Regions from separate parts of the Homo sapiens genome. Here regions 1, 2, 3, 4, 5 and 6 are each linked to region 7. The links are chromatin loops, found by intact Hi-C in ENCODE. Cell type or tissue: PC-9. All regions are shown on one strand.

Region 1 (4,000 bases), 120 kb after region 7:
ACTGTTTTGTGGCCAGGTGCAGTGGCTCACACCTGTAATCCCAGCACTTTGGGAGGCCAAGGAGGGTGGATCACCTGAGGTCAGGAGTTCAAGACCAGGCTGCCCAACATGGCAAAATCCTGTCTCTACTTAAAATACAAAAAATTAGCTGGGTGTGGTGCCATGCACCTGTAATCCCAGCTACTCAGGAGGCTAAGGCAGGAAAATCGCTTGAACCCGGGAGGTGGAGGATGCAGTAAGCCAAGATCGTGCCACTGCACTCCAGCCTGGCGACAGAGCGAAACTCCGTTTTAAACAAGAAAAATCAAAAACAAAACAAACACAAAAAACAAAACAAAAACTGTTATTTAGCAATTATTAGTCTGTAGGTTTTCTCAGCATATTTGTCTTTTTACCATCCTACCCTAAATCTTTAGAAACCACATCATATCACAAGAGTACGAGATTTTGCATTTGTCTTGTATAAATGTTTTCAAACTGGTTTTAGCCTTTGAGTTATTTTGGTTTCAAAACAAGAATTGTGGTTTTCTCTCCTTTGGAAATATCCCTCGCAATCTTACTGTTCCTTTTGACTTTGCTGGATTCCATGGTTGCTAACTTACTGCATGCTTAGGGTGCAGAATACAAATCATTCCCTTAATGACTCCAGATTTCACGTGGAGAACTCAGACACATGTTTCCCATTTTTCTCCCTTTTATGCTGCATATTTGTGCTGAATCATTTTATTGCTAATGGGGGAGATGCCAGAATATTTACAGGATCATGGTCATGGGAGTGTGCTGTTATTTGTATATGTCTGGATAATACCAACATAATCAATCAAAACGGAAACATTTGGTCAAACAAGCATTTTCAAAATCATTAGTGTAATGCTAATAGCTTTGAGTATTTAACCAAACTTACAGTTATTTGGACATGATTCAGAAACAAACTTAGCAGAGTACCTTGTAAACACTTCTATTTCCAAAAATGAAGAAATTTTGTTGGAATTTTGTGTAGATGCAGCATTGCTCAGGAAAATAGGACTCCATCACCAGCACCACCACTGATATTCTGAAGGAGACATAAGCAAGTTGCTTAACCATGCCATGCCTCAGCTTCCTCCTTTGCAAAATGAATGTTACTAAATCTTATTTATTTTGGGGGACCTTTGGGAATATAATGAAAACTGTGAACCCTCATGGATAAATACAACATGAAATTTGCAGGCGACTTCTAGAAGTTTACAGATGTTCTAAAATCAATTCACACACCTCGTAGGGGGTTGTTAAGAACTCTTACAACTGATGACCTTTGAAGTTTTGTTAGTTGAACATTTTATGATTCTGTGAATTTTCTGCTGTAACCTCAACCATTCCTTTACCATGAACTCCTACAATGCATATCATGTAGAAGTCGTAGATGTGCTAAAACATGCTTTGTTGCCGATATAGTAATGCTTCTACATTCTGTGGCTTCTTTTCACGAGGAAAGATTCTCACAGAATTAAGAAACATGAAGAATCAGGATCTATTCCAGTCTCACAACCATCCAGGCGTGACTGACAAGCACCACCTTCTGGAGGAAACAGGTAGTAAATGTCAAAGTTGATGATCCTTGACGCAGCTATGCTTTTCTCAGGTACCCAGGGCCCAACCTCTGCCTGACTTCAGCATCAGTCTTACCCCACATTTCTCCAGCAATCTCTTTTTCCTTACTCTAACCAATGATGAAGCTACCTTTTGCCTGGGGAGCCTACAGGATGGTTTGAGTCTAAAAATTAATTCTATCAGTTGAAAGAATTCTACCTTTCATTAGAAATCTCATAGTAACAAAATTCAGATCATTTGGAAATACTAGGCTAGAGATCATATTAGAGGCCATATGTCAAGGGACTTTCATATGACTTGTCATTAAAATGTGGTGAAGTAGTTTAAAGTACTTAGTGGAAATACAGAAGGTACTACGAAAATAACAAATGATCTTGGATGTAACAATGATGAATTAATTAAAATAATGCTCCACTCTAGTCCTATGCATAATAAAGCATCAAAAGAGTGATTGATTCAAAAGATTTATTTTAAACATGCAAAATAGTTTTGGATAAATAGTTATTCTTGTTTTTTCATATGCATGGTAACTTTTTATACATACTTTGGATTAATTGTAAGATACAAATTTATTAAATAACAGAATTGCCAGAAATTGTTTGTGGATATCCTCATTATGACTCAAAACACTTAATTTTCTGTTACAATTTTTATAGAAGGCTTTTTTGGCTCAAAAATTTTTCTCTGGTTCACTGGGATCAGATCAATGTTTAGATGAAACCATTTGCCCCATGGGAATTCCTAGGAGTGGCAAGTTCTATAAGGGTTTTCTCCACTGTCAGATTGAAAGACCCCATCCCATTTATATCTTTTTTTTAAATCTAAGAGGCAGGAATGACTATGTTTCCTGAGAAATGATCCTTTTCTTTAAAATAAAACAAATTATTTAAATCCCATTCACAAAGTATCTTAGAAAACTTTTGAGAATTGAGTCAGATAATGAAATGTTCCTTGAGGCCAATCATATCCCAGAACAACATTGGTTTTCTAGGGAGATAAATTGAGTACAATGAAGTTTACCGTGAAGGAATTGCAAAAATGGAAGCTTAGAAATATAGACTCTAGACATATTGATATAGTTTTCCTGGAATTTAATGAAAAAGTAGGCATTGATTGTTTACTCCTAGGCAAAATTTCTCTGACCTACCTAAAAATCCTCAGTCTGTGAGTGTTTTGGTCTTCCCAAGAGGCTATTTCATCATTTTGTGGAGTTATATTTATTTTTTGAACTTACTTTCCAGATGGACATATGTATGGTTTCATTAAAGCCAAATGTGGTTTATGAAATACGAGAATAATAGCTAATCATGCCAGTGAGAGCACCTGAGTGAGGCAGACTAAGGGCATTTTCAGGAAAATCAATAATAAAGTTAAAGTGGCTACCATTTGGGGGGTACCTAGTATTTTCCAAGCACTTTTTATATAGGGATGTATCTTAACTGCAATCTTGCATAATAAATATAGTTCCTATTTTATAAATGGAGAGATGAGGCCCTGAGAGCTCTTATATGGTAGAACCAGGATTTGGATCCAAGTTTGTCTGGTCTGGAGTCCATGTACTTTCTATTCTGCACTACTGCTTCTGAAGGTAAGTGTTCAAACTTGACAAACTTGGGGGCTTGCTAAATTGCACACGTTCTCTATAACTGATAACTGGAAAATGAATAATTATGAAAATTCCGCATAGTCCATCCATGCACAAAATTTTGTCTTTAAATAATATGCCTTGTTGGTAGATACTTTTTAATTGGTACTATTCATCAAGCACCTCAGATGTTTGTTTGTTCAGCTGCAAAATCATCAACACAAACATACACAGAGGTTGAGCCTACCTTCCTTTAGGAGCACATTTGGGACAACATGTTTGAAAAGCATGGCAATATCAAGAAGAGAATTATTAGGGCAGCTATGCTGCCAGGGTCTTATGCATAGACAATGAAAAGAACAAGGCAGAGACTGATAAATCAATCCAAGACAAAGCATTGGTGCAAGACAATGAAAGCGATGATACAGATACTTCAAACTATTTTCAAAGAAAGGGGAAAAAGCCTCCCATGTATTGGGGAAGTAAACCCAGCAGAAAGAAATCTCTCCCACCCTCCTGCCCTCATGCTGTTGGGAGGTGTTGATAATGACCTCGAGGAAAATCTTGGAGGTTGTACTGTTTTAAAATAGGCACTTGGCCAAAGAGAAGGAAGTCTGCAGCATGCCAACATCCAGTCTAGTACAGGGTGCTCCTGATAAGGAACAGATGTAAACACAGACAACTGTTCAAATTTGCCAGGAGAACTGATCATCCTTTAGCCAGTAATCAAAGTCTAGAAAGTAACCAGAAATGCTTTCCTATAAACAAAGAGAATTGGAAAAGGAACGGGAAACTAACATCCAGGTTTTGAAATTGCCGAAAAAG
Region 2 (4,000 bases), 750 kb after region 7:
TAGTCCCAGCTACTCGGGAGGCTGAGGCAGGAGAATGGTGTGAACCCGGGAGGTAGAGCTTGCAGTGAGCCGCGATCGCGCCACTGAACTCCAGCCTGGGCGACAGAGCAAGACTCTGACTCAAAAAAAAAAAAAAAAAAAAAAAAATGAGATTTAGAAACTTTAATTTGTGCCTGATCCGTACTAAAAAGACAGAGGCAGGATTAGAACACTGGTCTCTAAGCCCAGAACCTACATTCACAACTACTATTTACTACTGCTTCACTAGTTTATTTATGTGGTGAGAAGCAAATGTTAAGTTTTGAATTAAAATTATTCAATAGCACAGTATTTTATTATGTTAATTGAAGAAAATTTTTCTTCATGATTTCTGTGAACCTGTGACCTTTCTCTGCATCCAGAGCTCTGAAGGACTTTGGGTATGTTTATGCTATAAGCAATCATTATAGATTATGAGCTAAGTCTACCCACCAGACCAGACGAAGACAACACAGGCTTCAGGAAGAGATATTAGACATTGCAGGAAGAGATATTCAGGAAGAGATATTAGATATTAGAACGTGGCCTGTGTACATCCCTAGTCTCTGAGGACTGAACACTGAAGCCCCTAGATTTGTTAAGGGTTTGAAAGCAGAAAATGCCTTTGTTCCCAAATAGAACCTGTGGAAGTGGCAAATGTCCTAGAGAAGTGTTCCAGGACCTTCCATGACAAACATAGTGTTGGAGCAATACAGCGGAAATGGCCACAAGGGCAGAGCTGAGAAAGCCAGAGTGAAAGCCTCTGAATGTTTCCCCATCCCTAGGGAGGTTTGACAGAGCTAGGGAGAGGCAGATCTGGGGAGGTTTTACGGATGGTCGTCAGACAATGTGGCTGTTATTTGCAAGGACAAACCTACCCAAGAGAAGGTGAAGGTTGTCTGACTAGATATCTGACTCAGGAGGTGACAACCAAGGACCAGCCCCTGACTCACCAGCACCACCTCTCACTCACTTTCACTTAGCAATTCTGCTGGCAGATGAGGTGGGAAAAATCCAGAATTGACCAAGATGATCTTGAATTAATTTTTTGACTCAGTGCAATGTGAGGTTACTCTGAATTAATTGATATTTGGTTTCTGACATCTAGTAAAATAAAACTTCAAACTAGAAATTAAATTCAATTATGGGGAAAGGTGATATTTTCTTGCAAATTTAGTTTGCAACCTAAGAAATACACATTAGCCATAAATGGTGGTAAACTACATCATAAATATATATTGTAAGAATATAGTGTCTCTACTTTTTCATTTTCACTTTTAAAGGTAAATTTAAAACATTCACAAAGGGAGAATAAATAGCATAATGAACTCCAGCTCCAACAATTACCAGATGTTGTCAATCTTGTTTCTTCTATTATCTTCCCACCTCTCTCCACACACGCACACATACTTTCAATTCCCATATTTATATTTAATAGAAAAGGGATTTTAGAAGATATCATTATTTATTTTTTATTTTTTTTTTTTTTGTGGAGATGGAGTCTTGCCATGTTACCCAGGCTGGTCTCAGACTCCTGGGCTCAGGCAGTCCTCCCACTGTGGCCTCCCAAAGTGCTGGGATTACAGGCATGAGCCACAATGCCCAGCCCCAAGATATCATTATGACACCGAAAAAGATTAAGAGTAATCCCATAATATGATATAAGATTGTCTTCCTGTTCAAATTTCCCTAGTTGTCTCACCAGCATCTTCTTATCACTCTTTGCTTGAATCATAATCCAAACACGGTCCACCAATTGTATTTGGAAGTCTCTTAGGTCCCTTTATTGTGTAACACTTTACCCTCTAAGATCTGTGATTCTTAAATCTCTAATGCACGTGGAATCATGTCTGTGAACTGAGCTAAAAAAAAATGTGAACTGAGCTCCACAAAAAAATAAAAATAACAAGTAAAAAATACATAATGATATCTTGGTAATGCTAAAATCCCTTTTCTATTAAAGATACATATGGGAATTTTTGCCTGAAATTATATGTCTAAGGCTGGGCACAAAATTCACAAGTCTGCAAGCTGATTTATAAGTACCACGCTAACTCATTGCGCCACTGAAGCCAGCACAGCTGATTTAAATGTGGGCTACAAGCAGTGTTTCCCCACCAGAGGAAAGAATTCCTCAGACAGGGATCTGGCTCCCTCTAGTGCTTTTTCAGATTATAACAGCCTCTGATTCTCAAACCAATTTAGAAATAGAAAAATAATCCCATTGTAAATAGTTCCATGATATATGCCCTTTTAGCTGCGTATTTCTTATGTCATACCACTCAACAATAAGGAAGGAATTATTTCATTATCTTTGATAATGAAAGATAACGATTACTGAATATCAAGTCCAGAGTCAGAAGCTACATGTTTATTCCTCAGTCTGTGGAAGAAGATGTCACAGTCCACCATTCAAAGTAACATCATCATATAGGAGTGCAAAGGCTTCTTTAAAACAACAACAGCAACAACATCAAAGTAACATCATCATCTCTACCAGAAGTCTTGCTGCTGTTTCCAAGGTACTCCTACTGTTTTAATAGCTCCTTTATTTCAAACTGCCACTTTTTCATTTTACTCATCCCTGCATTTGGGTTAGAATTGGGAGTAGACAGAGGTTCCTCTAAAAGCAATAAATTCTTACCGTTGTTTCTGATATGGCATCGAATGGATAAAAATAGAACAGAAGAGAGGGACAGGCACGATGGCTCACGCCTGTAATCCCAGCGCTTTGGGAGGCCGAGCTGGGCGGATCACTTGAGCCCAGGAGTTCCAGACCAGCCTGCCCAACATGGCAAAACCCTGTTCTACAAAAAAATAGAAAAATGAGCCTCTAGTTCCAGCTACTCGGGAGGCTGAGGTAGGAGAATCGCTTGAGCCCGGGAGGGCGAGGCTGCACCGAGATTGCACCACTGCAACCGAGATTGCACCACTGCACTCCACCCTGGATGACAGAGTGAGACCGTGTCTCAAAAAAAAAAAAAGTAAAAAAGATGAGAGGCAAAATGAAAGAAAAACATACACACAGTTTGTAATAATCCTTAGGACCAGGCCTTGGCACCAGGTAGCAAGAAAAGGGAAGCATAGAAAGTGTTACAAATAATTGACATCTGCTAAATTAATGTACTTTAAAATAATAATTGATTGTACAAAGTATTATAAATGGTATTTTAAAAAAGAAAGCAAGGGCAAGAAAACATACACCCAATCTAGGAAGGCTTGTTTACCATGAATAACCTCTTCATCTCTGAGTATATAGAAATGCATAGTTTTATAGACACTTTTGTGTATTTATGTTTTAAAACTATAGCTACTCTGCCACAAGCCATTTTTAAAAGGTGCATTCCTGAAAGAAGAAATAAAGCTGAATTGAAGAGTGGGGCCAGGTGTAAATTAGTTTCATCTAATGAACACACCCTAAGTCCCTTATATAGGAATTCTCAGGATAGCAATAACATAGCTCTTCAACACTGGTCTCTTGCACGTGTAAGAAATTTTTTCAGCTGTGTCAAAAGAATGCCAAATTTAGGAAAACATTGCCACCTTTGAATTCTTCACCAAAAGCTAAGGTTCAGCAACAAAATCCAATACAGTTCTGATTGATTGTGAATTCAATGCAGCCCAGCTCAAACCTGATTTGACTGTGGATAGTGTTGATTTACTCCTCAGTCTCCAGTGAATCCCGAGGTTTTCTTCTAGGAATGACATAAATAGGACCCATAGATAACTGTTTATAGTATTTACATCATTCTCTATCAGGATGACCTTGGCTACAACTGGACAGCTCAGATCTCAGGAAATGTACCAGTGTCAGATTGTTTTATTTTTGCAATTATATGTTGGGGAGATGAGAGCAAGACAGTAAATATTCCCACTACAAATCATTCTGAGGCTGGAATGAGAAATTTCCTCCATATCTGGGCCAAAAAAAAAAAAGACCACAGGAGTAGAGCTAGAAGACTGCCTGAGATGGGCAAGGGTG
Region 3 (4,000 bases), 890 kb before region 7:
GTGCAGTATTCAAAGGAACTTTTTCTGTATTTGTAGACACTGCACCATACTGGGAGACTTGGATTCGAATTCTGTCTTTTCCTTATAGCCTCGTGCAGATTACAATGACAATTCCTTAACATCTCTGAGTCTTTTAGTGTGCATAAAAATACCCACATAAGGGTTGTCAAGAGGAGGATCCAGATAATATAATAAATATGAAATGCTCTACCAATTATGAAGCATTAAATAAATGCAAGGTAGTACTTGAATGCTTATGGCATTGGGCTTTCACTTTTATATTTGATCTTTGGAACCCCACTATAGCACCCATTTCCATAAAAATGACTCAGGTTTCACTAGGAGCCTAGTTACTTTTCCTAGTTAGGTATTTTTTTTTTCCCCACCCCAAATAGCGTTGCCTGATAAAATACTGGACAGCCAGGTAAGTTTGATATAAAGTTTGATTTCATGTAAACAATGATTTCTTTTTAATTCTTCAGCTAAGACAGCGGAAGAGATGATTTATTGTATGGTTGTTACACTCGGCCACAAGTAAACACATAAATAGTCCAGAATGTCACAGGTCTAGGGCAAAGGACCAAAATGGGCAGTTTTGGTTATGAGCAACATGGGTCTTAGAGGTGATTGGCGATCAGAGGGCGATGAAGTTCTAGATCATGAGATAAGCTCTGGACAGTAGCATGCAGTCCTACAACTTGTACCAGCATCTCCAGCGTCTAGCATTCCATGTTTCTGCTCCTGTGGCCTCCATGGTACAAGAAGCTAGTGGTTTACTTGGACATCTGACTCATCTTTCTTCTTTTGCGCTTCAACCTGTGCATTCGCTTCTTCCTCCACTTGGCTCTTATGGCACAGAGGTTTTCAAGAAAATGGTGCTAAGGCCGAGATGACAATGAATAATTTTTTAGTATGACTATGTCCCATGTATTGCACAGCAAACTGGAAAATCTAACTCCAAGACCAAATGCTATCTACATTCATGCATCTTCTACTCACCAATCTCATCTAATTGCTTACATCTTCTATTTTGCCTGTATGGAAAAAGTCTGACTCAAAGACAGTAATGTAGATCTAAAAATGGTCTTGAGAGAAATTATTGCTATCTGAAAGCTCACGTCTTCAAAAATTTTTACACTTCCTGTCTAGAAACGGCTCTGGCTTATCTCTAAAGAGTGCTTAGAATAAAATAGAGTCACTTAAGTACTTACTCCTTGGGATTATTTTTGATTTTTTTTTGTGCTGTTATTCTGTTGACTTTTGATTATTCATTAACATCTCTTTCTCTGTCTCACTGTGTGGTTGTGGGAGTAGAAGGAGGGAAGAGGTGACTCTCCAAAATGAAATAATTCGAAAGCCACTTACATGTTGCTATTATGAACAATTCTGAGGCATTTCTGGTACAGCTTTCTCTTTCCAATTATATTTGGTATAGCAAATAATGCTATTAAAATATATAGACTTTATATAAAGAAAGACCACATCCTGATACTGAAGGAGAGGAAGAAGAAGGAAAGGTGGGAGTTCGCTGTGTGCTCAGCAGAAAGCAGGGTCGTCCTGGGGAACACTTTGCAGTTTCAAAGTACTTGAGGAGGGTAGGCCACAAAATGGGAGTTTAACTGTACTAAAGTAAATTCTTAATGACACTTTCACGTGGATGCCCTGAAGCAGAGGGAGGAATCACACCAGGAAACCTGATGCGGGAGAGAGCCATGTCCCACAGTTTGACCGAAAAAAATGTTGCCTTTGGGCTCACCTAACTCTGGACACTAGGTGTCAGTATACAGCAATGTAACGATTTTAGGATGCGGGGTTGATGTGCTGAATTAGTGGGGGAAGAGTTGTGAGATGATGTTTCGTTTCCTGCTGTTAACACAGGTCCTCGATTTATGGTAGAGGTTCTTTCAGCTGTGATCTTATGAATCATCAATAGAGACAGGAACTGTGTCAGAGTCACCTCTAGGGGTTTCCTTCATATTTTCTTTTTCTTTTCTCACTGGCTAGGACTGATTACTTCTTCACATCTCTGCAAAGTACTTAATTAGTCTCATCAGGCAGCCAAACTTGATACCTTCGTCCAATTTTAGATACAGAGATGATGAAGGTGTTTCATTGGCAGTTGGGGCCATTAGAGGGACCCCGCAGGGCAGAGCGACGTTGCACTGAGGCGATCTGAGCTGAGCACAGGGGTAAGGATATATTCCTGGACTGTGTGCTGCTGTCACCGAGAACATTTGCAAATCTGCTGACACATTACAGTGGGAATATCCCCTGGACGCATGGAAGGCCCAGTGCCCTGTCATTTGAGCAGTGCAGGCACGTCACCAGCCCATGGGGATGTCAGTATTCATGCTGCTCTTTGATATAAAGTTCGCATTTTCTATATGGTTTGATGATGTTTAGTGGGATCAGTGATGCCTGTTTGTTAATTGCTTACAGAAGATTTGGGCTTAAAAATAAAATCTTGGATCAGGTAACATTCTCTGTTTTAAATTTTATTGATATTTCTGAATTCCAAGGAAATTACTTACATATCAGATGGTCTTTGAAACCTTATTTTTTTCTATTATTTTTAGTATTCTCTGCACTCTGTCTTATATTTCTGCCCTTTCTCCTGCATAAGTAAAACAGAAAGATTTAGTTAGCGTTTGAGGATGAAAATTATCAAGCCTATATTCTCAACAACAATCTGGGATTTGAGTTAATTTTAATGTCCAATTTGTGTCCCTCTTGCCCCCTTTACATGTGTGACTTTATTTTCAGCTATCTTTTAATATTATTCACTCTTAGTCACACCAACTATGCTTATCCCTACCTAAGTCCTTCTCATCTTGTTATCACCAGCTGGTAAATTCTTCCTGCTTCCTTTACTTATATAAATGTGGCTGCTTTTTCAATATCAGCTCCAAGCCATCTCCTCCATGAAGCTATCTGGGTAATTCACAGAAATCTGCTTTCCTGAATCATAGAGCATTGCTCAGTGTAGCTCATGATTATAACCTAGTCTTAGTTGCTTTTTAATTAGTTTGCACACGTGTACATATACACACACATGCACACACACACACACATGACCAACTAGATTACAAGCTTTTCAAAAGTGGGGGCTGTACCCCAGTGACATCTAGTAATATGCTGAGTATCATATATACATTTTCAATAGATAGCCATTTTTTGTTTATCTCTTTGATTGCGGAGGCTAAAACATAATAGGTATTTAATAAATGTTGAGAGATCTGAGGAATTGATTTAAATTACTCTGCTGAAGTACTAGATCTTTGATAATATTAGATTGTGACATTTGGTGTGACAATTCTGGTAGTCATTAGCATATACCTTTGCAAGAGCTAGCTCAAGTCTTATACCTTCCATGACAACTTCTCTAGGCTAATACAGTCCTCATTGTTCCTCCTGGTCCTGAATTTCTCCTTCTCCTGTTTCTGAACTCCTAAAGCATCGTACATCTACATTGGGCAAGTGCCTTAGGACTACATCTGTAGAATGGGTTTAATAATAGTGCCCATCTATTTGGAACTATGATAATTAAATGACAATATGTATAAATTACTTAGAACATTTCTGGCATATTATAAGTAATCAATAGGTGTTTTAGTCATGGTTCTCCAGAGAGGCAGAACTGATAAGATATATGAATTAGCTCAGTTGATTATGGAGGCTGAGAAGTCCCATGATAGACGTCTGCAAGCTAGAGAACCAGGGCAACTGGTAGCATGGCTCACTGCAAAGTGTGAAGGCTTCAGAACCAAGGAAGCCAATAGCATAACTCTCAGTCCAAGGCCAAAAACCTGGGAGCCTGGGGGTTGCTGGTGTGTTTCCCAGAGTCCAAAAGCTGAGAAGGGGAGTTGTAACATTCAAGAGCAGCGGGAAGAAGTTATCCTAGCTTTAGAAGACAGAGCAAGATTTTGCCCTTTCTCCACCCTTTTATTCCATCTGGGCCCCCAGCCAATTGAAAGGTATCTGCCCACATTGAGGGTGGATC
Region 4 (4,000 bases), 690 kb before region 7:
TGGTCTAGTGCCCATTTAGAAGAATGTTTAGTTGAGGTGGGGATCATGCTCTAACGTTTAAGAGACTGTGAAGACATGTTCAGAAATCCTTTCTGACATTACCTGACATAACAAATGTTCACTTATGGCAGATGCATAATTGACTATAAAATGAGTGAGTGCCATTTTGCTACTTGCATGAGTTATGGCAGATCTCCTTAGCAGAACTTGACAGATGTAAGTGAAATCTCAGCTTCCTTTTCTACCCAATTAAAATTCCATGAGCTTTAAAATTTCATAAATAACCCATACTATATTTTTTACATGAATAGGTAGTAAAATTAAAATGGAATTAGAATAGTCTGAAACCCTTGCAAAATAGTAAAAGCTACCCCCAAATATCATTTATAACTTTAAAAATCTCTTGCCAAAAAGTATAGCTGCATGACTCACATTAATAGGTAGTTTTGTATTTCTTATACTTAAAGCTTTCGTGTTATTTATTTATTTATTTATTTATTTTTGAGACAGAGTCTTGCTCTGTCGCCCAGGCTGGAGTGCAATGGCATGATCTCTGCTCACTGGAATCTCTACCTCCCAGGCTCAAGCAATTCTCATGCCTCAGCCTTCCGAGTAGCTGGGATTACAGGCATGCACCACCACATGCATGGCTATTTTTTTTTTTTTTGTATTTTTAGTGGAGACAGGGTTTTGCCATGTTGGCCAGGCTGGTCTCGAACTCCTGGCCTCAAGTGATACACGTGCCTTGGCCTTCCAAAATACTGGGATTACAGATGTGAGCCACTGCACCCAGCCTATCTTCTTTATTGAAAGAAAACTGTACTGTCATTTTAAAATCATTAGACAATTGATTTTTTTTTTTTTTACTCAGAATCTTGTAGAAAAATGGGATCGTAGATAGGATAGGCAAGATAGTCAAGAAAGTTACAACCTTTTATATCTACACATGTCTCAAAGGGCCTAAAGGTTCTCATTAGCCTTTAAATTTACCAGGCAGTCACAAAATTTGTTTGATATAGATTGAACACTGGTTCTTAATAAACGCCATAAAAGAATCTTATGGTTTAGTGTACTCTTTTGACGTCTCTCTCAGAACCTGGGGATTCCTTTGAAGGCTGCTGTTGTTGCTTCTGCTAATACCTCACATGAAATCCTTTGGACAACTGGAGCCATCTAATTCAAAGGAGGCTGAGGGCTATGCCAGAGTTGTTTCTTGACTGGTAAATACCTACTGCCTTGCCTCCAGGAGGGAGATAGCAGCCTGGTACAATTACAGAAACAGGCTGAGGCTAGGTGCACCAGAAATCAATTTCCTGCTTAGCTTCTCTTTTACATCTTACTTCTTTAACTCCCACTGGTCCCCCCAAGAGCATTTTCTTAAAAACAAACAAACAAAAACCAGCCTAAGAATCCTAGCCTCAGGACCTGCTATTAGGGAAGTAGACCTGAGACATGTCACAATTCAATCAACAGGAATTATCTCCCTTGCTTGTGTTTCAAGAGTGTGCTTGTATTGAATTTTGGAATACATTGATGAGTATATATTAATTTAGCTTGCTGGGTGTGTTACTTAACTCTATAGTTCTCTTTTCTTTGCCATCTTCTTCCAGTGGTGGAGGAATACTAGAGTTATCTATTGTAAACATTATAATAAATTTTATTGAACAGTTGATTATTGAAATAAATGACTTATATTATTGATATTTGAGAAAAGTTACTAAAAGTATGATGCATTGGAAGGTCACAATTAATGGTAATCACCTTTTCCCTTCTTGTATGCTTTGGAAATAATTTTATAATCAAGTTTATGTCTTTTTGCTCCAGATTTTATTGTCTCCCACCCATCTCTCCTCTCGGCAGCATCTCACTGTGTTTTATGATTGTCGGTTGTACCAGACTGCAAATACAACAGATATGAAACGGAAACCTATGTTTTTCCCATCTGATATGGACACTGTTAATTCATAAGAAAGCTGTTTTGCCATTATTAGAAAAAAAAAAAAAAAGAAAGCAAACAGCTGGTTTGATGGAAAAGCTGCCCTAATCCCTAGAGAATGGGAAGTTCAGACGTGATATAAACTGACAGAGGGTGAAAAAATAATCTTCAGGCTGATAATTTAGTGCAGCTATCATGGGCAGGACTGGATGGCATTTGCCACAGCAGAGAAAACAGGGTATCCTGTGGTTGTACAGCATACTTAGAAAAGGTGACACTGGGAGATAATAATCAGCTTACCAATGTTTACAGTAATGAAAGAGTGATAAGGAATGGAGAACTGAGATTTTGGAATAAGTTCACATGTAAAGGAGGTTTGCCTGCTTAGAATCTTCCTACAATTATTGTTCTGTCTCAGTTGATATTTTCCTAAACACCAGTAGAGGCCTCCAGACACTTCATTAAGTAAACAAACATACCAAGATGCTAACACCATCCACACACGGGGGAGAGCTGACATCCATCGTGTCCACTGACTCTGTAGAGCGCAAATGAAATCTTTGATGATGATTTCAGTGAGAATCAGCTATAATTAAGGGAGGTGCTAACCTTTGTGGTAAAACCTGCCCAAATATCCGTTAAAAAAATACTTGGTCCAGAATGGAAATAAGTCATGGTAAATATGATTGTTATCTTAGATCACATTTAACCCAATATCATAATATGAGAATTTTTGTTAGGCTTTCTAAAAAGCCTATTTTAGATCACATTTAACCCCATATCATAATATGAGCATTTTTGTGAACAATTTATTGTATTGTTAATAACAAGTTCTCTCAAGCTAACTAATGTGTTCAGCATTGGAATCAAAAGACCAGAAGTGGAGAAGAATCAAAATGAGGTAATGCCAAGACCCCCAGCCTGAGTTATTTAGCAAGTACAACTTTTCTTCAACACATTTTGAACTGAGTATAATCCTAGCAAAAAAGTTTGCTAAATAGTGACTAGCCATGACAACTTTATAGAAAATATAACTAATGTAACTCATAAACAGCCTACTCGTAGTAGTCTAAGGCACCTATTTTATTTGTGTATAAATGCATTTATACGTGTGTTTGCAAATAAGCACCTAGCTCTACATGATGACTGTTGATAAACTAACTACATGTTTTAATGAATAACCACAATGAGAATCATCCAAGTGCTACAACATCCCAGGGTGTCCGCAAATACAGGACAGAGGCTGCCTCCAAGGTAAATCTCCCTCAGATTCTGGGTGTCATTGATAAAATTCTCAAAGCATCAGCCCCTTCATAACTGCTTTAAGAAACTCCAGCAGCTTCTTTATATATTTCCCACTTCTCTGGCTATACCTTTCGCTGACAGTATAAATACATTCATTTTGCTGTCACATTAATTGATTTTAGCTAATTAGGAGCATTTTTTGGCCCTAATTTGATAAGGAAGTGTGAATGCATTTTTTCCCCCACAGCAGGCTTGTTATTTGCTGGAGTATTAGGAGAGTGTTAATTAGGCACAGTTCTTCTGTCACCTTGATGATTTTTAAGCAGCATTTACCCTATAGACTAAACTGATCAGAGAGGAAGCTGGGTTTCAGCCATCGGTGATAAATGTTGAATTAGGTTAGTTACCTGTGGAATAGAAATCTGAAAGAGGGGACTATGTGTATGACAAAGAAATACCATATTTTTTCTTTCTATTCACAAATGTTCCTCATGGCTGACCTCCGCACCCCCACCTGCATTTCAGACCCTCTCAAGAGGCTGCAGGAATCCTCCTCTGTCTTCAGTCATTGAACATTCCCTCAACCCTCCAGCATCCAGTTGGGTGTTCATCCTGACCCTTCTTAATTTTAAAGCAAAAGGCACAGGTTTTGAAAATTCACTGGCCCTAAAGTGTTTGCAGAAGGTCTTTTGAACAGTTTGGACCCTGGGATTTCTTTGTTCAATCACTTCTGCTGCAGGCAAAGCTGGGCCGACTGTCTGCTGTCTGCTTGCAGCAGGGAAGCAAAGGGAAACAAACAACAGAGCAGTTTGAAATTCC
Region 5 (4,000 bases), 560 kb after region 7:
AAATTCAGGAACAAAGCAAGGCTAAGAGACCATTAGAGGAAACAGTCACAATAGTGTTCTCATATTTTGTAATAGCTCCTGTGCCCAACTATATAAGATCTGTCTACAGACTTATTCTCCTTGAAAGCAAAATGTAATATCTATGTTTCTATAAAATAGGAGACCAGTTTTCAGCTTGTATCTGAAAGTTTAAAAAGTTCTACCAAAATGAGCAAAGTTTAATTCCCTCTTACCCTGCCACCAAGGGACCAAATAAGAGAGGCAGCCAACCAGGTAAACAGCGTACTCTGACTAAAGACGCAGAAAGCTACAAAGCTGTAGGAAAGAAAAAGAAGTCACGTCCAGGGCAACTTAACCAGCAACAGAGATTTCACAGAAGCCCTTACTCATAAGCAGAGACTCTTGACTTCAGAACACATCTGCATTTTAAACACAGAAGAGAAAAACATTAATACATTGTGGGAGACAAGAATATGCCACCCCAAAATATGAAGGATTGTTAAGTTGAATTAAGAACAAGCAGATGCAGTACAGCTCTCTGCCCTACCTCTATTTGCCAAAAAGCAGGAAGCAGATTTACAAAGATAAAAGGTATCCTGACCCCCTTCTCTACCAGGGAGAGAAAAAAATTAACCACTGAAGACAGCTTTGGACACATGTCAGCCTGGAGATGGGATGACAGGAATCTACATTAACAAGCTTTACTAACTCACCTTTATCTGCCTGCCCACCATTGGCTGCTGCTGGAGATTCAAAGTCCTGTCTTTTGTCTTGTCATTTCTCTAAAATGTCACTGTTCTTTGTTGATGATACATATAATCTGGAATTCAAAGCCACTTCTTTAAGACTATTCATCTCCTGGGTGTTTCCCATGTATTTATAAAATATATATGTTAATAAATTTTTGTTTGTTTTTCTCTTATTAATCTGCCTATTGCTACAGGGCTCCATTTCAACAAAGAACTTATGAAAGTTGAAGAAAATTTTTTTTTCCTAGAACCTCAGAGTAGGATCCATAGAACCTAAAAACTTAAGAAAATTAGACTGGTTTAGAACAGAAATTATTCCCTTAACTATACCTGATTACATATGTTTACCAACTTCTACTAATGGGGCATCAGAAATTAATATCACACTTCCAATTTTTATCGACATTTATGTAGTATAATAACATAATTTTCATTCCATAAAATGGCTTAATTCTCAGTCAATCCCTTGTATAATTTTCATAAAGTCATGAAGTTTTAAAACCCTCTAGATATTAAATACCCAAGCTGAGAAGGTTAAGCAAGTGATATGTTTTAGAACTTCTGTACTCACAAAGATTATTTGTATCTCCCAAGAACTTGGTACCTCTCATTTGCAATGCTGAAATTAGTTTATGAGTCATTGGTGCTAGCTTAGTTCACATAAATCTATACAAGAATGAAGATCATAGATTGCAAATTATTGTCTACTTCCCCTCAATGTACAAATCCAACTGAAACATTATCTACCCATCAGATGCAAAAAGAGACAGATGCCACCTAGTGTCTGATAGCCTCAAGTGCATCCCAATTCTACTCGAGTCTAGTTCCATTTTGGGATTATCCAGATATAGCTACGTCAAAAGTTACTGTAATATGTTGTATGCAAAGAACACTCAACACATTCTGGTGCTAGTTTTTCTATTAACTATATGTATCATGTTGGGCAAGACCCCCATGTGTCTTGAATTAGTTGCTTTCCATGACCTCTTAGAAGTAATAGACTCTGATTTCAGTTCTGACTAATGCAAAGCCACCTGTGGAAATCTAATCTTTTTACATTGAAATCTTGATGTAGAGCAGAACCAAATTCCAGAAAAGCAAACAACATTTTCCAGGGCTAACCTGTGATGTACATTGACTTCACTCTGTAAAGGAGATGTACATTGACTTCACTCTGTAAAGGAGCATGTTTTCTGTATAAACGCAGTACAAACATGAACTTGAGACACAAGTGCACATTACATCACTCCAAGCAATGATTTATCATCAGGTATAGCAAGGAAAAAACGAAATAAAGTCAAGGTGACCAAAACTCTTGGTTTTCAAAAGACCTCTAACAATTCACTATATAAAGTATGATAGCTGCTCAGACTTTGTCTTATAGTTTAAAATACTTAAGAAAAATGTTCTTCAGTTTTATGTATTAACAGGTTCTGTAAAATTTCTTTTTAACTAGATCACATAACAAAATCTTTCCCAAAAGAAAAATGAATGGAAAATACAGCAAAATATGGCAACTGCTAAATCTTGTTTCTTACCCCTTTAATTCTTTGTATCATGTTCTATTCTCAAATGAGTTTAGTAATCTAGAAGGTAGTCAGGCCTGTGTCCAGTGGTTTATAAAGACAGATGACAGTGTCATACACAGGAAATCTGTCCATGTTCTAAGAGATCTGCAATTGATCTGGCCTGCTTGGTGAAGGTATTTCTAATCTACTACTTAGTCTATAAAATTCAGGTGAATAGTATATGGGACTCTGACCTTCAGAAGTACGAACACAGATTCATTCCATGTGTACTAACTCTATAAAATGTGACAAATCATTTCCATTAACAATGTGGAAAGTCTGTCCACAAACCCATAGAGGACACTTGGTGTTTTGTGCATCTTTTTTCCCTTACAGTGCTTTTCAGTCTGGAAGTCATTCCTACTAACTTGAAAAATCTCAAGACAAGTCCTTCAGCCTGACCACAAGCCAAGCTTATCTTGATGTAGGTTGAGCTTCTCTGCCTGCCAGTTTCATCCCACATGTCAATTACAAAAAGCTGCTTATTATGTTTTTTCCATCCTTATCTGTCTAATGTGGAGGACAATCTCTTCAGGCAACCAAAGCAGATTCTGTCATCTCTGAAGGCTTAAGAGCTGCTAAGCAGTTACCTCTCCTTGTCTCCTGGCTCTGAATTTTCCTGGTGTCAATCATCAGCTCTTCTCCAAGAGCATGCTTCAGATCCAGCTCTTCCATGTCATTCCACCCTTAATCCCATCTAGGATCAATTATGTCTCTAAAAATGAGAGATGAAAACATCTCTTTGAACTGGTTTAGATACCAAATGGACTTGATGGCAGAGGGGCCATTGTTCCTGATAGGGCACCTTTCTTCAATTTTCTGTGACTCTCCCTGAAGGCCAGTGTCTGTGAACTCCAACAGACTTGTGAGTTCTTTGTTGAGTGCCAACTGTACACTGTACTCTATACAATAAATCTCTGTGTTTCCTAAAAGCCAATTATTAGATCACTCTTCAGTGATCTAAAGCTGAGTAATCTTTAGTTTTTCCTTCAAGTTAAATAGCCCAAGTATTTTACATTCGTTTTCCCCTGCCTGTTCTATTTTCCTCTAGTTCCCTTTAGGTCTTCTTATATCTTGTCAATGAACAGTGCACGTCCTGCAAACAAATACACTGGGGCACAAACTGAAAATAAGATTAATTTGTCACTTCCAAATATTTTGTTTCTGCATAGCAACAGCATCATCCTTACTTCATGAGCCACAGCAGAAATGTGCCAACACCTGGTAAGTTTTTTATTTCTTTCATGTGGTGCTTAGTCATTGCCCTTTCTATCTTTGTATTTGGGCTTTTGGTCCCACTACATATTGGAAATGTCACTCTTATTTTCTTGGCTTCCTTGACAATATATACAAGGAGTGGGTGGCCTCTTACCTGACCTGGGATATTATAAAGGACATAGGGTGGCATCGGTAACCCTTTCAGATGTTCTCATTTATGATTACATGACTTGAATAATCTATAAGATGATTTTGTTGGAAAGACTTAGGGGGTGATACTGTAATTCTTACATGTAGAGCACTTTGAAGGGCTTTCACGTATATAACCCATTTCATTCTCACAGCCTTACTTTGATGTAGGCTGAGCAAGGCAACATATTATTGTCCACTTTTTACAAATGCAAAAACTGAGGCTTAGAGCAATCGATGACGTGCCTATTGTCACATTACTAGTAGAAATGCCAG
Region 6 (4,000 bases), 420 kb after region 7:
TGCCCATCTCTACCACTAGTCTCAAAGATGAAAGAGGTGCTGGCTTACAGTTCCTTGTACTGTCACAGTCTTTCTATCAGAGTTTTGCACATGGTAGGGAAATAGTAAGTGATGGCTTATTGTGGCAATTATTAAGGGTTACTGGCACTTGAGAGATGAGTTTTAACATTAAGGCTTAGCTTAAATTAGTAACATGCACATGGATTCCCCCAAATGAGCTCATGATGTTTATTTATTATATATCAAATGAATTGTTTCTATAAAACGATGTTTCTTTTCCTCCTTAGAATTGGCCATCAGGTTTCCTGTGTTTTTCCAAATTCGGCAATATTAGCTTTAACAACAATTATCATTTAGGAAACCATCTGCCAATATATGTTTTTATATACCTTTCCTCCATTGAGTCCAGTGAGCTTTGCCAAACTGTTTCCAAAAGTAGTCTGTTACTTTAATTCACTTTTAACCAGTATGATTATCATAACTTTAATTCCTTCTTCTTACAATTGCTCTACTAACATAAATAAAATTATATTCATTGTTCTCAAAATTCTTATTTATAAAATATGGTACAATCACTTTTCCTCCCCAAAGACTAGGATTTAACACCATTTTTCTGTTATTTTTCTTTAAAATGTGGTTCATGTTGTCACATTTATAAAATTGATTTATACAAAATTTAGTCAATTTTTACTAATTTCATCTGAACTATTCTCTATATATCTATTTATTTGTTTACATTTATTGAAACAAAACATAATCACATCTACCTAAAAATTTTATTTTTATTGTTGTTTCAAATTTCTTGATTGGTTGGTTTAATTGTCAAGTAAATGAACCAAGTATTTTGGCACATGGTATCTGTGTATGAAGACTCACAATGATAGTGTTTTAAAGCATAGGATGAAAATAAGTTAAGATTCCCTAAAGATTAGAATGGTTGATTGCTATAGAAAATTATTTGCTCATTTTGAGCTAAGGAATGAAAGAAAGGCTGTAAAGGAGGTGCTCACTCAGCCTTAACATCACTGAGCCCAACTGAACCATCATCACACCTGTGATTAGAAACCTTCATCATCAATCACCAATTATAGCAGATAAGAATATAGAAGTTAATGATGCCAGTCGTGACAATTGCTGAACACATTTAAATGAGGTGCAGCATCTGATTGAATTGCCAGATAACTTTAAGGATTTCAGTAAATTCCTCTTCTAGTATAAAAATAAAAGTGGAAGGAAAGCACCCCAAAACTATCATGACAGACATATTTGCAAATCAATACTTAAAATAGAGATTTATTGTAGAGAAAAAAGGAGTAAAGCTTTTTGGTTTTGTTTTTGCTTAACATACAAAAAAAAAAAAGTAAACCAAAGCTATAGAGGCAAATGAAAATAATGTGACTAAATTATGCAACTTGAAAAATGAAGCAAAGGACAGATACCCAGAAAATTTGCATGGAATACCAATTTCACTGTCCGAATGAAAAATTAGACTAGAATAACAATGAAAACAAATCCTAGTAGGTAAAACCACAGTGGATTTGTTTGTGTCAGGTCACATCTGCCGAGCCCAGAAAGCCTGCTGAGGACACTGGTTAATAGTAAACACCTTTTTGGAGCTGCCTGTCACAAGGACCACATCAGGGAATTCCCCTTAATAAAATCAGTAACTTTATTTAAAAAAAAAAAAAAACTAAAAACTAAAGTCATCAACTTATATTTAAATTTCAAAAAGAGAACTAGCTTTTTAAAAAAATTACAAACAAATGTATAAATCTAGATTTTGTATGCTATACTGGATCTGCTTAAGGTGCCACATGCCTGTATTTAGAATATGTCCCACAAATAAAAATAATATTCTATGAATGCAATAAAAAACAGAGATATTGGCTAGCTGTTTTGCTTAATCTGTAAAGTGAGATATGAAAAGCTGATATAAAAAGAATAACCATAGCATTAACAATACTGATGTCATGGCAGCTGGCATACCTACAATGTTTTAGGCCCTAAACTACATTTTCTACCGTCACTGTCACGTGGCGAGCCACATATTGTGCAATATGCTTTAGCAGGCATGTTGCTAGTAAACTGAAGAAGCACTTGCTTGATGGGAAAAAGAAAGGATGAAAGAAACGACCAGAGCAAACTTGAGGTCAAACACAAAATCAAAGTTTATGATTTGGCTCTCAGTTTTATTTCAATAACTGAGAAGGAACGAAAAAGAAGCAGTAAAGCAAAACAAAGTAGAATGCACTCATTTGGAGCCAGGAAAATGTTTTTGAAGGAATCTTTGGGGTGGAAGTGCTTAGTCACAATACTGGTTGCATAAGGAGTGCTACGCAAGAAAAATAACTCGATCTTGGGGGAAGAGCTCTCCCGTGTGGTGTGTCCCTCCTGTCACTGTGAGGACCACAGTCATGGTTGTGAAACCAGCCGGCAACTCAGGCTGCCCTGGTGCCACAGAGCTCCAAGTCCAAGAAGTAAGACCAGCAGCGTGTTAATCTTATTAATCCCAAAACTGGCTTTATTTCTGCACTGGAGAGGAAGGATAGGGGGTTTCTATTACTGACTAGGAATCTGAAACCCAACTTTGTGGTTCCCAAAAACCCAGTTCAGAAAACCTTATTTAAACATTTATTTAACTCACCTGCTTAACTCAGTCCCCATCCCCTCCCCTACCAGGAATCAAGTAACTCAGAATCGATGGATGCATTTTATGTCTTCCTCAATCATACAAGCCACAAATGGTTACCTAAGGGCTAATTTTGCACCGGCCCTTCCTATAACTCCCTAGTAGTGGAACATCGGCCCTGTACACGCAGGACAGGGGTCAGGAGAGCCAACAGTTGGAGGTTTAGACTTTGAGTACTAAAAAGCTCATTTTCAAACATTTCATCTGATTTCTCTTTCCTGATAGAAGTTTTCTGGGGGGATTTTTTTCCTCAGCTGTTATCTATTTCTAACAAAAACTTTAGAAAAATTTTCCTGTATAGATATTTCACCATGGGAAACATTTATTATAATAAGAATTTAAGTGTATATTTAGGAGTCCTTATGCAAGTGAGCAGCAACTAGTTTATTCAATTAATTGAACAGCTGAGAACTACAAATGGTTTTTTATGTTATACCAGTTAGAGTTTATTTTACTTATAAAAAACAAATGTGCAACTTAAACTATCTTTTACCGTAATGGCCTTTATTCATTCCCTTGTGTAATTGAAACATTCAGCATGTTCTGGGTTCCCTGCAAGAGTGGATTCAGCAACCCAGCAATGCCGCAGAGGCTCCTGGTCCCTCCATTTCTAGGCTTTGTCTTGCAAGGCAGCAGCCTCATCCTCTGTCTTGCTCTTGATCCAGGGTGGCTGCTGTCATTCTTCGTCAAGACGTCGAGACCTGTAGGGGCTCACTTTTCTTCCCGCAAACATAGAACCGAAGTCTTGTACTTCATGCAAGTGATCCAGTTCAGGTCAGATAACTACTCTAAACCAATCACTGTGGCCAAGGGGAAAGGACTTTGCTAGGTACCTTACCCTAGTCCAGGTCAGAACTGAATGATGCGCAGTGGTAGTCATTTCCAGGGGCAGCACTTGGTGATATTGACAGGTCTTGGCAAAATCTGATCATGAATCTGTTCTATTTGGTATTTGAAAAAAGGACTGACTTATCTTTTAGAAGTAGACTGAGTTGGCTTCAGATTCTTTAAATTGATCAGGATAAAGGCAGAAACAGGTGAAGGGAGAGATGTTGCTTCCCGAGGGAGACCCTGGACTTCCTATTAACAGGGTATGTGAGATGTCAAGTAATAATAAGAAAAAAACAGCTAAAATGGAAGATATGTAGCCCTAATGGTAATCTGGTTTTCTGCAGTAGGTCATAGAAGTTCCAACAGGCTACTGCTTGGACATGTAAGTTTTGTGAAATAGACAAGATTTATCCATTAAGTAATTGTCCTTATTGGTTGGTACACACCCTCTTCTGTCCCTGAAACTGGTGGAACCAAACT
Region 7 (4,000 bases):
TTGTTGGCACTTGCGCGTTCCTCCTCGCCAGTTTCACCCGGATTTGGCTCGGTCCGCCAGCAACCCAGCTCCTTGCTAAATTCCCAGCCCTAAGCGCAGGGGCCTTTACCCAGCCTTCCCAGTGGGTCCTGCTTTTCCATAGCCGACACCCTTCTTGGAAACAAACTCGCTAGACACCGCTGGTTAGGGCGGCGGGTGCCTATGTCCCAGCCCAAGACCTCAGATGGTGCCCCCCTGCCACTCCCCGGCCTTTGACCTGGCCTAAACCCCTAACTCAGCCGGGGGGCCGGATGCCTTCCCACCGGGAGGGTACCTAGCCCTCCCTACCACCGCGCGCCAGGTAGGTGGGTGGGCGCATGGGAAAGCAATAACCCGGCCTTGAACCTCAGACCCATGAATATAACCCACCGCGGCGCCAATAATTCAAGTAGACTGGAAGGTCAAAGGCGAATAGTGTTGCCCGCGGCCTTGGAGGCAAGCCGAGTGGGGGATGCAATAGAGGTCAGGAGGGGCTGGTGTGGTGAAGGGGAAACGGACGTGATCACTGGGATGGAGTGGGGGAAAAAGGGAAAAGCTCGGTACAGGTGGGCACCGAGGCACCGCGGGCGGCCGGCAGCGCGAAGAGGAGGTTCAGCTGCTGCCCGGCCCCTGCGCCACCAGCGCATTCCTGGGTGTAGGCGTCACGGGCGCCGCGGCTGCCTGCGCTCAGTTTCTTTCCCTCAACAGCGGCAATTGCACGTAACCGCGTCGCCTCTGGGATTTTCTCCCGCCTCCCATCACCCCCGCGGCGCTCCCCGCCTCCCCGCCAACCAGCAGGTTAGATCTAGGAGGGGCGCCCGCCTTGAGCCGGGTGGTTCCGCCGAGGCGCACGCAGCGCCCATGCAACACCCCACAGTATCGGGCCACCTCGGCCGACCCAAGGCGACTTGACCACGACTCCGCGGGCGGACTGCGCCTGGCCACTAGTGGCTCCAACCGCGGGGTCACCCTGCGGGCACACAGCGCTCTCCTCTCCCCACTGCTATCTCCTCGTCCACGCTGTCGTCTGCCGCCCCCACCCAGAAGGGATACAATTTTCGCCCAACAGGGACCGTGGGAATCCCTTGGGAGGGGCGCAGACGGCTTGTAGCGCGCGGTTTCCCGAGACCCGCCGCGCATCCCCCAGCGACTGGAAACCCGCCCCAAGCGCCACGCGGTCCTCCCACTCTTACCCGAAGTGTCCCACAGGCTCAACTCTATTCTTTGTGTGTCGATTTCAAAACTGGCCGTGTAATTCTCAAACACTGTAGGAACGTAATTCTGGATAGACAAAATGGGCAAAAGAGGAAGGAAAGAGGGCAAAGAGGTTACGTTTAAACGCACGACACCCATTGAACACCCTTCCCCTCCCCGCTCCCCAGTTAAGAAAGAAAACCTTCACACATCAGACCACACACTAAGCACATGGACCCTTTCCGAAACCCCTGTCCTACTCCCCACTCACCCCACCCGGCTCTCACAGATCTGCTGACCCGAATCTCCCAACCCCAGGTTATGCACACAGGAACGAACAAGTTTCAGGAGCTAACCAGCCCATGTGCAGGCGCGTCCCAACCCTAAAAGCTTCCAGCGCACTTTCCCTTTCCCCGCAGTCTAATCAGGGGAAAGTAGTAAGGACCGAGAAAGACTTTTTTTTTTCTTTTTTTTTTTTTTTAAGGGAAAACGGATGAAAGCGGGGAGGCCCACCTCGGGACTGGGATCCCACTGGCCGACCCCCTCGTGGAAGCCGCGGCCGGCCACACTCACCTCGGGGAAGCAGTCCTTGGCGAAGACATGGAGCAGCGCAGTTTTTCCACACTGACTGTCTCCCACCACAACTATCTTGCATTTCACGTTCTGATTAGGATCCATGATAGATTTGCTGGATAATTTCTGGCTGGCTCTTCTCTCCTTCATTGATGTTGCCTTATTTTCTCTTGGAACAGGAATTTTCTCTTAAGAAGAAAAAAAAAAATATATATATATATATATATTTCTCTCTTTATAAAAAGCAGATATAAAAATAAATCACAAGGCTGATGGGCAACCTCTGAAACGCGGCGCAGACGAGGAGGAGAGCGAGAGGAGCAGGCTGGTTACTCCCCTCCAACAAGTTTTAAGCCTGACTCCTCACCGCGCCTCCCAAGTCCAATTCCGAGCCGACTGCTTTGTTTCACGCTCTCTGCGCGGCTTTATACGCCCGGCCTTCCAATCCTCTTCTTTCTCAATGAGAGGAGGAAACTGATCTGCCTCCTCCCCTTTTATGGAGCCTGGGAGCGAGCGCTGTTGGCGTTGCATGCCGAAAATGTAAGCAGTGCGCCCTCTAGGGTGCCCATTCGGGATCTATTTTAGACCAAGGCTCTTAGACAACATGAAGATCCCAAAGATGCTTTGCTGACAAGTCCACAGGGCAAGGTGGGAAACTGGTATCTGTGCATACTGATTTGAACTACAATCCCTTTAAATATAGTTTAATAGGGGCTTATCTGTAGAAGCCTCATGAGCATTTATGAAAACAAAAACATTTCCCACCCAAGTTAAAGGACAGTGATAAAACATAGGAAGCAAATCTTGGGTGGAGAATAGTTGAGTGGTTCTATTTTTTTTTTTAATGGTTTGTATCAGGTACATAGGCCATGGACCAATAGATCAGCCTCTTTATTCCAGATGCAAGAACAGGCTTGCCTGGGTCACGGTAGTAGACTGGCTTCTGAAACCTGTCAGTTTCAGTCGTACAAGTGGAGGCAGAAAGGTTTCGAGGGGTGGGTACAGGAGGTGGGAGGGGAGAAGAAAGAGAAGTGGAAGATGCCCATGACTGAGTGACAAAGGCCATTGGAAACTCAACCCTACTGCGCTAGGGACCCAAACACTTGTCAGCTTAGTTGCACCTCCCCACATTTGCAGTGAGGGGACTGGTGGGGGGGCAGATTTTGATACTATTAATTCTTTATCTATAGCCTCCATCTTCCCGGAATCAAAGCACCCTAGACTGGACTCAGAAGGCACAAACATCTTTAGCTGAAAAATGCAGATACAACCCTCCACCCTCTCTTCTGTCCTCCTCCACATCCATCTCCCTAGCCCTCCAACTCTTCCCCGCAAGCAAAAATCTTAGAAAGGACCAGAATAGCCCGCACATTTGTTCTTTTTCTATGAGAAGTCTTTCTTTTTCTCATCTTCAGCTCCTGCACCCTAAATGCTCAGGAGGTTTCAATTGTTACAATGTAGTAGCACACTGGCCAAAACCAGCTTATATGGTCCCCTGTGGAGACTCCTAGGCTTGTAAATGAGAAGATAAGGTGAAAACAAACAAATCAGAAAGTTTAACATGGGAAGTGAAAAGGCACAATGAAGAGTTGTCAAAAGCACTGATGTAAGTAGTGGACTGGTAGGGCCCCTGAAGCCTAGGGGATCCAGGAATGATGTCCTATTTGGGGCTGAGAAAATTGGAGCCCCCTCAAAGATCATTGACTCAGACTCCATCGGTGGGTCTGTGTTTACACAAGGGGAGGGTTGACCCACAGAGAAGCGGGTTGCTGGCCCTGCTAGGGTTCCTAGAGCAGCCTTTGCCAATGTTTGTTCTTCTGAGCTTTAGTTCCCTCCTGACACAAAGGGTGCCATGGCCCAATTAGTGAGGGCGACACTGTACCCACATCACTCACTGAAGATTCGCCAAGCACACTAATGTTACAAACATTTAAAAATCCCAGAGAAAAGCAGACTATTTAACATAGTTTAACCTAGCATTTCCCAAAACTACTTAACACAGGAAACATTAATCAAATTATTCACGTTTGTTTACTTGTTTAAAGAGCAATGGGCATAGTAGTTGGGGCAGGAGATCACAAAGAGGTGTATTTGGGTCCCCAACTTCACATTTTCTGTATGACTTTGGATGGATTATTTAGCCTCTCTGAGCCTCAATTTCATCATCTGTAAAATAGGAGTCATAATGGTAATTATGAGGAAATGCAAGTGACGT

The links. A loop is a pair of places that touch in the nucleus more often than their neighbours do. Peaks named below come from ENCODE experiments on the same cell type or tissue, not always from the same donor. Only the 100,000 strongest peaks of a DNase experiment are listed, where the experiment ranks them.
Region 1: a loop joins it to region 7, with 9 times the contacts of the local background. A loop is called at or near these places in 24 of 110 quality-filtered maps.
Region 2: it touches region 7 in a loop (8-fold over the local background); 19 of 110 quality-filtered maps call a loop at or near these places.
Region 3: it touches region 7 in a loop (8-fold over the local background); 89 of 110 quality-filtered maps call a loop at or near these places.
Region 4: it touches region 7 in a loop (8-fold over the local background); 43 of 110 quality-filtered maps call a loop at or near these places.
Region 5: a loop joins it to region 7, with 13 times the contacts of the local background. A loop is called at or near these places in 11 of 110 quality-filtered maps.
Region 6: a loop joins it to region 7, with 9 times the contacts of the local background. A loop is called at or near these places in 8 of 110 quality-filtered maps.

The regions. Positions count from the first base shown.
Region 1 is chr2:150,609,331-150,613,330 of GRCh38, forward strand. No RefSeq gene overlaps it. Among named protein-coding and RNA genes, the nearest start is that of LINC02612, 18 kb to the right of the region's middle. In PC-9, CTCF peaks have their summits at 1,550 (motif pointing left) and 1,749; no DNase peak of the experiment used is centred here.
Region 2 is chr2:151,236,878-151,240,877 of GRCh38, forward strand. No RefSeq gene overlaps it. Among named protein-coding and RNA genes, the nearest start is that of RBM43, 23 kb to the right of the region's middle. In PC-9, a CTCF peak has its summit at 2,151 (motif pointing left); DNase peaks (open chromatin) are centred at 944 and 2,134.
Region 3 is chr2:149,595,960-149,599,959 of GRCh38, forward strand. All of the region lies in intron 1 of MMADHC-DT (MMADHC divergent transcript), which reads left to right. Among named protein-coding and RNA genes, the nearest start is that of MMADHC, 10 kb to the left of the region's middle. In PC-9, a CTCF peak has its summit at 1,763 (motif pointing right); a DNase peak (open chromatin) is centred at 1,832.
Region 4 is chr2:149,797,109-149,801,108 of GRCh38, forward strand. The region is part of intron 2 of MMADHC-DT (MMADHC divergent transcript); the gene reads left to right. The region is part of intron 3 of LINC01931 (long intergenic non-protein coding RNA 1931); the gene reads right to left. Among named protein-coding and RNA genes, the nearest start is that of LINC01931, 60 kb to the right of the region's middle. In PC-9, a CTCF peak has its summit at 2,417; no DNase peak of the experiment used is centred here.
Region 5 is chr2:151,050,275-151,054,274 of GRCh38, forward strand. It overlaps LOC105373686 (a long non-coding RNA gene), which reads right to left and starts at 307. Exons shown (of 4, transcript XR_002959484.1): 1 at 234-307. In PC-9, a CTCF peak has its summit at 1,526 (motif pointing left); no DNase peak of the experiment used is centred here.
Region 6 is chr2:150,909,797-150,913,796 of GRCh38, forward strand. No RefSeq gene overlaps it. Among named protein-coding and RNA genes, the nearest start is that of LINC02612, 280 kb to the left of the region's middle. In PC-9, no CTCF peak of the experiment used is centred here; a DNase peak (open chromatin) is centred at 2,345; H3K27ac peaks cover 1,001 bases.
Region 7 is chr2:150,485,483-150,489,482 of GRCh38, forward strand. RND3 (Rho family GTPase 3) reads right to left here and starts at 2,185. Exons shown (of 6, transcript NM_005168.5): 1 at 2,067-2,185; 2 at 1,786-1,973; 3 at 1,212-1,299. The coding sequence starts at 1,935. In PC-9, CTCF peaks have their summits at 2,372 and 2,574; DNase peaks (open chromatin) are centred at 819 and 2,269; H3K4me3 peaks cover 2,236 bases; H3K27ac peaks cover 2,253 bases.